Linked DNA regions of Mus musculus: region 2 is linked to region 1. The links are chromatin loops, found by intact Hi-C in ENCODE. Cell type or tissue: gastrocnemius. All regions are shown on one strand.

Region 1 (4,000 bases):
CATAAGACTTCGTGGATTAACTCCTAAATGTGGCACTGGAGATAATGTAATACATTTAGGACATTGTTTTACAATCATTCTTGCCTGCTCCTTAGTGATCTTATGTTGGAGCCTTAAGGTATGACTAGAGAGATGAAATTTTTCATGATCACATTTGGCCAAAGCAACAGGATCTGAAACTAAGGCTTCTACTGTTAGAGCTCTGTCGATGCAATCATTGCCTTCAGCTAAAGGTCCAGGAAGACTAGAATGAGATCGCATGTGGCCAATATAGAACAGATGTTTTCAGGCAAGAATGATGTTTTACAATGTGAAAACAGGGATCCTGCTGGCATATTAAAGTTAAACGTACCACAATTTTATAGTATAACTAAAACCCTAAGTATTCAAAAGATATTGCCTCTGAATCTTTTCTGGAGCAACAGCTACTCCCCAGAACTTAAAAGCTCCTTGTGTGAGAGCAAGGATTTAAAGTAAACTTCCCTTGAGAGGCGTTAGCTAATAAAATACTTCCCACTTAGGAAACAATATACACTGAAAGATTCAAACTCTTAGCTTCTTGTATTGAAGCAGAGACACTAAGAATTTTTCTTACATGAGGTAAGGCTATATAAGCCATACCTAGAGGCAAAATTTTCCAGTGATTACAAGCTCACTAGAAGCAAGCTCTTTACAATTTTTCAGATGCAAAGGAAAAAACAAACTCTTAAATCTATAATAACTTTACATGATGTAGGCAAGTCAAATTGCAATGTCCTGATAAATTCTACAGCCTGATTGACCTTTTATAAACTTTGAATTTAAACTTTATTTAGAACAATATCTGGATAGATCTGCAACAGTGCTCTTTTAGCTAAAAGGAATTTTTTTTTGAAGACAAGGAGAGGCAAGTTTCAAGAGCTTCTTTAGGCACCGTTTGCAAAACAAAAGAAAGTCACACAAGCCCTGCAGAGGCTGCTCCGAGCTTTGTTCCTCTTGCTGTGAGGACATATTTTAGAATTATTAAGTTTCTTTTGCAATATTAGACTATAACTACAATCTTGGGGAAGCAAAACCCAATTTCAAAACAATTTATCACCTTAGAATAAACATCAAAACTTCACTATCACGTTGCAAAATTTGGCTGCCAATTTATACCTATGAATGCATGACAGTGAAAGTTTTAATGCTTCATTAAAGAGACATTGCTTTAGATCTTACCTTTAATTCTACTTTTTAGGATAATAATCACAGTAAATATTATCTCAACTAGAAGTGTCCTTAGAGGCTCAGCCTCTTGGCCTGCCTTATGCCACGTGTTGGAAAGACTCCAAACCTGAGTTACCCATCTAAAGCTAACTTTCTAGTAACCAGTGTTACACCTATTTGATCATACCCAATAACTTATAAGCTAATAGTCTTGTGATGAAGACACGCAGAGCATATTACACCTCTAAGACCAGTAAAAAAAAAAAAAAAAAAAAAATGAAGTGGCTACACGAGTCCAATAAATTTAGACCAATCAAAGAATTTCAATTTTTCTAGCTATAATTATAAGACAATAAGCACCTTGTCATTAGCTAAATGCAATAATCACGATTGCAGAGAACCCTCCAGGAAAAAAAACATCTATCAGCTTTTCCCATCCCCAAAAACTAAGAGGCTGCAGACTCCTTTTTTTTTTTTTTTTTTTTTTTTTTTTTTGAGAGCAGCTTTGCCAGCAGTGGCTCCCCTGCTGTGCCTGATCCTGGCAAAAGCTTGTGGCCACTCTCGGCTTTGCTGAACCAGTAGATAAAGTTTTAGCCATCTTTATTTTCCAACATGAAACACAGAACATTCAGTCATTCAGACAACTAGACACGAACACACATGGATTGACACGTGAACGGACTGGTGCACCAGACATTAGACTAGACATTAGACAACACAAAGAGGGCAGAGAACTTCTACTGTAGGGGACAGAGAGAAAAAAAGCAGGGCATCCCCCGAATTTTTCTTTGCCTCTGGAAGAGTTTCAAAATCCATTTTCCTCTATATATTTTACTCCATCATTTTAAGCCCTATTCCTCTAGTCTGATGCAGTTCACGACTGTGGACAACTGCCTGTTTCATTATTTTTTAAACCCTTTTCCTCTCGCCTGAAGCAGCTTTTAAAAGCTGCGACAATCGCCTGATCAGTTCCTAATTCCGAATAATTTGCTGCTGAACCTAAGTGGAAACCAGCGTTGGGTTAGCACTGATTCCAAACTTAGCCCGTATCTTTCCGCACCTCTAGCAACACTTTACCTGTTGCTCACCGTGTACCCGATACGATTTTTTCTTTTTCTTCCCGTGGAGCTCCATACCAAGCAGCATTCCTTCAGCGTTTTTCTGCCGTTCCGCAGGTCCCACGTTCGGATGCCAGACTGTTGGAAGCTGAACTGTGGCTTACAAGAAACAGGGTACACCTGGGAGGCAAGCCAAGGCTGAACTAGGCAGTTGAGAGAAAAATGGAGCTGAGTCAAGATTCCTGATCAAAGCTCAAATGTTTAATGGCAAATGCACTTATAAAGGGGGGTGGGGTGGGGGAAGGCCCATTCCCACCAATTCATCCTTGGAGCCTGGAACCAGCTGCAGGTGCCGACGTGCAGGATAGGGTGTAGTCTCCAGAATAGCTCAAGGACCTCTCAGCAGGAGGAACAGCGTCAGTGGTTGAACAACAGAGTCATCCATCTATGGAGGAAGGCTCCACCCTAGGTAATCTCCTTAGTGGCAGCAAGGTCAAGGTCTGGTTTAGCCTGCTTCAGGCTGGATGAGATTACAAAAAGCAGGGCTGTACACCTGTAATCCCAACTCTAGGGAGACAGGGAAAGAAAACCCCTGGAACTTGCTGACTAGCCTATCTACTCTGCTTGGTGAGCTGTAGGTCTTGTAAAAGACCCTGGTATTTAGTATCAACTTCTCACCTACACACACACACACACACACACACGTACATATACCCATTAGCTCACTCACACATACCCACGAACTCACTCACACATACCCATGAACTCACTCACACATACACATTTTCTGTCAAAACAACGAGAACAGTAACTGAGGGAATTTTATGAGCTATGCTATGATGATAGAGATAGAGATATTCTTCAAATAATTCATAGTGTAACTAAAACTTGCCCTACTGAACAGTAGAGTGTATTTGTGAGTCTGGTTATCTTAGAGCACTCTAAGCAATAGAACGTGCTGGAAGTGATGCTGGGTGACTTGGGAAATTAGATCATAAAAGCCTCAGGGTGCTGGTTATCTCAGAGCTTAGCTCAGGAAAACCTCTTTCCATGCTCATTCATTGACCTCAGAGCAGCTTTTAGCTGGAGCTCAGCTTCCTGCTACATGAGCTGTGTAGAACCACCTACAACACAGAAGCTGCCTTCCCAGCTCCCAGGTTCCCTGAGAGGGAGGGCAGGAACAGGCACAGTCCTCTTATAACCTGATCTCCACATTGGCAGGCCATCGCTTCCTGTGTTCTATTAGAAGTCACCCACCAGGTCACTACCCAGGAGAGGAAGAAATTCCACAAGGGCATGAGTCACACCAGGGGAAGACCAGAGGGCCATTTAGAGGCTGCCCTCACCACAGCTCCTGTGTCATGACTTGGCATTGCCCGTGGCACTCTGAGGCATACTCGTCTGAAGCCTTACATGGGGTTGTATACAGCGAGCAGACAGTGGGGGCATAGATCAAAATAATCTCTCTGGCTGCTGAGTGATCTGCTGCAGTGGTTGGCAATTCCCATATCATAAATATCTCATATCTTTCCTAAAGTTTCTTCTCACCCAGCTTTAAGATCTGGATTTGTACAGATGCTCCTTGACTTATGATAGAATTACACCCTGGCATATCTGCCATAGGCTGAAAACATTGGTTAGTGGGAAATGCACTGAGCAACTGAGCATGCTCCATAGCTGCCCATCTGCTCATCTGTCCTCATGATCATGGGTGCCATGGCTCGCTGCTGCTACCCAGCATCACAAGAGTGTGG
Region 2 (4,000 bases), 86 kb after region 1:
GTATGACTCAGTTTCCCTTGACAAGATTGAGGCAGCAATACTGTGGATACGATGCTGGGTTCTGTCCATTGATATGCTGTTCCCACCTTACAGTCAGCCAGGATCCTACACTATACAGTGACTCTTAACCTTTTTGGGAAAACTCCTGAGCCCATGTAAATGCCTCATTTCTCATCACCTTTAGTCACAAGGGTCCAGGAGTCTCCCAATTTGTACTGAATTTGGTGTCAGCTAAAAGAGGAGTTACCAAGCACACTTGTAAAGACTTTCTTGACCAGATTTATTGAAGCAGGAAGATTCACCCCAAATGTGGCTGCACCTTCCAGTTGTAGTCTATATATATATATATATATATATATATATATATATATATATACTACAAACACACACACACACACATATATATGTACTATATATGTGTGTATATATATATATATATATATATATATATATATGAAACCTTTTCTTTTTGTCTGCTTGCTCGAGCCTCTTATGGGTGAGTATATCTGTGCTACTGCTGTGTAGCTGTGGCTGTGGCTGCCACATTCCTTCACTGACCTTAGACAGAGGCCACCTATAGAAAATATAAAAAACAAACCTAACAGCAACAATGACAAAAGCAAACTTTGTAGGCAGAAGCCAGAAACAGCCTTTCCATTTTGATAAGGCCCTCAAGTATTTGTGAGGAGGAATGACTTTTTAATACATGAAATGAAAGTCAAAAGTGAGAAAGAAATAAGGTCAAAGGCAAAGTGAAGGCTATGTCCAGACTGGCTTAGAACCCCTGATTCTCCTTCTGCAGTGCCTTAAAGTAGCCCTCATCTGTAGGCATATGCCATTGTGCCTGATGGATAAGATACAACTTTAATAGAAAACAGGACAAAATGTTTCCCATTCTTTGTTCTTCAAATTAACCTATAGCTAAGATTATTATCTATTTTTCTGTTTTGTTCTTTTGAAATAATGTCTCACTACGCATATTACTAGCTAGCCTGGAACTAGACTTGAACTCAGAAATTCACCTGCCTCTGCTTTCTGAGTACTGGGATTTAAGGCACATGCTGCCATACCTGATTTATATTCTAAATCTTGTTAGAAGATTATGTTCAAAATTCTGTGTCTTTTTATTCCAGGATAAAATGCCCAGCTACATTTTTTTTCCTGTTTAAAGCTTCAGTTCCTCGCACTGTAATCCCAGGACTTAGTGTGTTGAGTTTAAGGCCTGTCTGAGCTACATACTGAGGTCCAGGCTCATCTAGGACCTTACCTCCCACCCTAAAACCAGAATAATAGTAATACAATTCTGGTTCTTCTCTCAGGTGGCTCCTCTTTAAAAGCTTTGTGCTAGCTAACTGGAGGTCAGCTGGTACCAAAATCAGGAAGTCCACAACCACCAATCAAGCAAGAGTGAGCCCCGGACCAGACCTGCCAGGGCTGTGCACACTTCTCTTCCCAACGTGTGAGTGAGAGCCTCTGTCCCTTAGTGCCCTCATATGTACGCCTATCTTTTATCCTTCGATAATAACTCTTTCTCTACTCCTTGCCCCCCGCTCTGTCTCTCCCTCCCCGCCCCCGTGTGTGTGTCTGCTTAGAGTCAAAATTACAGTCAAAAATACTCAAAATAATTAGACCCCAGCACACTCCACTAGTGGCACCCAGTGGCACTCACAGGCATTGCTCAGTCCCACTCAAGTCAGTTCCCTGCCTCCTGGCGAGGAAGACTGAACTGATGAGCAGCTGTGGGGGTCACACCCCTAATCTTAGTACTGCAAGTTAGAGGCCAGCCTGGGGTGCAGAGTGTGACCTGTCTCAAAAAGCAAAGAACAGCAAAGGCAGACAGAGGACTAACTCCCCTTGGAGGTGCTTCCACACGGCTTAGCCCCAGCAGCTCTATGAAGATCACATCGCTCTTACTGTCCCAGGCCAAAGTCAGGAAGTACCAATCAAGCCATTAATTGGAAATCTGCTTTAAAACAAGTAACAGGAATTGGAATATCAGTGAGGTTCTAGAATTTACTGTTTAAAAATGCAAAACAGGTTGCTAATGGCCCCATAGAGGATGGTGAGGCATTTATCTTGTCTGTCCCCAAAACCCTCAATTTCAGAAGAAAGGAGCTGATTCAGTCAGGAGTCTCTAGAAGAGTGGTTCTCAAGCTGTGGGTCACAACCATCAAAAAACACATTATTGCCAATGGTCTTAGGAACTGAGACACTGCTCAGAGCAAAATTACAGTTATGAAATAGCCATAAAAAAAACTTTATGGTGGGGGGTAACCATGATATAAAGAACTGTATTAAAAGGCCATAGCATTAGAAAAGTTGAGAACCACTGAGCTAAAATAAACAGAACCAAGAAGATGAAAACACACATTCCCATACACATATACATACATATACAAACACACACAGAGGTACATACATGTATATGAGAGACACAAATACTCACACACACATATACAGACACACACATACACTCACACACAGGCACAAACACACTCACAAACACATATACAGACATATACAGACACACATACAGAGACACACATATACACACCCAGAGATATAAACACTAACACACATACACAGACAGACACTCACACATACACTCACACATATGCACACACACATACACACACACCACACATACACACACACATACACACACATACACACACATACACACACACACACACACACACACACACACACACACATACCTTCAACAGCCAGAGTAGACCCAGAATAGCTGTCTCTTACTAGAGGACTATAACCAGTGGTCACTCAGTACACAAGTCAGGGGACCTCAGCATTCACAATCTGGCACTGGGAGACCAGAAAGTTCCTAGAGAGCCACTGCTCTCTGTTCCACAATGAAAGCTTGGAAATACTGGTCCTGCCAGTGAAAGAATTGGCAAGTCAACTCAGCAGCAAGAAGGAAGACCAAGTGAAGGTGAGACAACTTCCCTCTGACATAGACATGTTGTCTGGGCCTGCAATTGGGGTGGGCTTTCCCCATCAATCAAGGCAATCGGGACAATGCTTCAGATGAGGGTCCCTACTTAGGAGGTGCTAATTTGTAGCAAATTGACATGAAAACCAACCATAACAATGGCAGATGCTGGATGCCATAGCTAGACCCAAGGAAACATTTGTGAGTTGGAACTAGGACTGCTCCAAGGAGATGAATTGTGGCCTGACTACTGCTTGGCAAGAAAATGACTCCTTTGGCCTGCTCGGCTCTTGAAAGATCAGCTCCACTCAGAAGACAGACTGCTGAGTGAGCTCAGCTTAAACCTAGATGTCAGCCATTGGCTTCTCAGCTGGACACCCTGTTGCAGTGGCATTAGGACACACTGTGTCCACTTGGCATGTGTGTAAAGCCAGCAGGCATCCTTAACACTGACCCAGACTACCCTGCACACTTGCTCCGTGGTTTCTCACCTGGCACCCTGAAGCTGTGGCTTGTGGCCAAGCTGTTTCATAACTTCATGTTTGTACAAACTTGGGTGTGGGATGCGAAGGGCAAAGGGAACTGGAATAGAGGGGTCCAAGACCTTAGTTAACCCTCTGTGATCTACCATCTGGGCACACATACTCTAGTCCTAGTGAATCTGTAGGGTGTCAACTTTCTCTCTATAATGGCAAAGGGACTCACCTAAGGACACTTCCCTCCTACCCAAAGCCAATTTAAAAAGGTCTGTGGGGGGGGGGGGGGGCAGGGGGGGTCCTTCCTTTTCTTGCAGTCTCCCCCTGCTGTGTCAATAAATACAATTCTTTCTTCTACCTCATCCCTGTCCCCCTGCCCCTGAGACAGTCCGAAGCATGTGATATCAGCAGTTTTCACTGTCCGTTGTCAGATTCAGATTCCTCCAGAGCCTCCTGAGGTTGCTATTTTTCCCCAAAGGCATGCACTAGTGCTAGTGACGTACACATGCACTTCTGTGTACTTCTTGCCAAGTGAGCACCCATACCCTGGGCCTAAGCCTTTCAGAAGCTGGCT

Evidence for each region. Peaks named below come from ENCODE experiments on the same cell type or tissue, not always from the same donor. Only the 100,000 strongest peaks of a DNase experiment are listed, where the experiment ranks them.
Region 2: it touches region 1 in a loop (2.5-fold over the local background); 2 of 42 quality-filtered maps call a loop at or near these places.

The regions. Positions count from the first base shown.
Region 1 is chr14:18,462,093-18,466,092 of GRCm38, reverse strand. It overlaps Gm32587 (a long non-coding RNA gene), which reads right to left and starts at 2,483. Exons shown (of 3, transcript XR_874230.2): 1 at 2,266-2,483. In gastrocnemius, no CTCF peak of the experiment used is centred here; DNase peaks (open chromatin) are centred at 1,727 and 2,416; H3K27ac peaks cover 826 bases.
Region 2 is chr14:18,375,807-18,379,806 of GRCm38, reverse strand. No RefSeq gene overlaps it. Among named protein-coding and RNA genes, the nearest start is that of Ube2e1, 46 kb to the right of the region's middle. In gastrocnemius, a CTCF peak has its summit at 1,666; DNase peaks (open chromatin) are centred at 1,691 and 3,374; H3K27ac peaks cover 1,269 bases.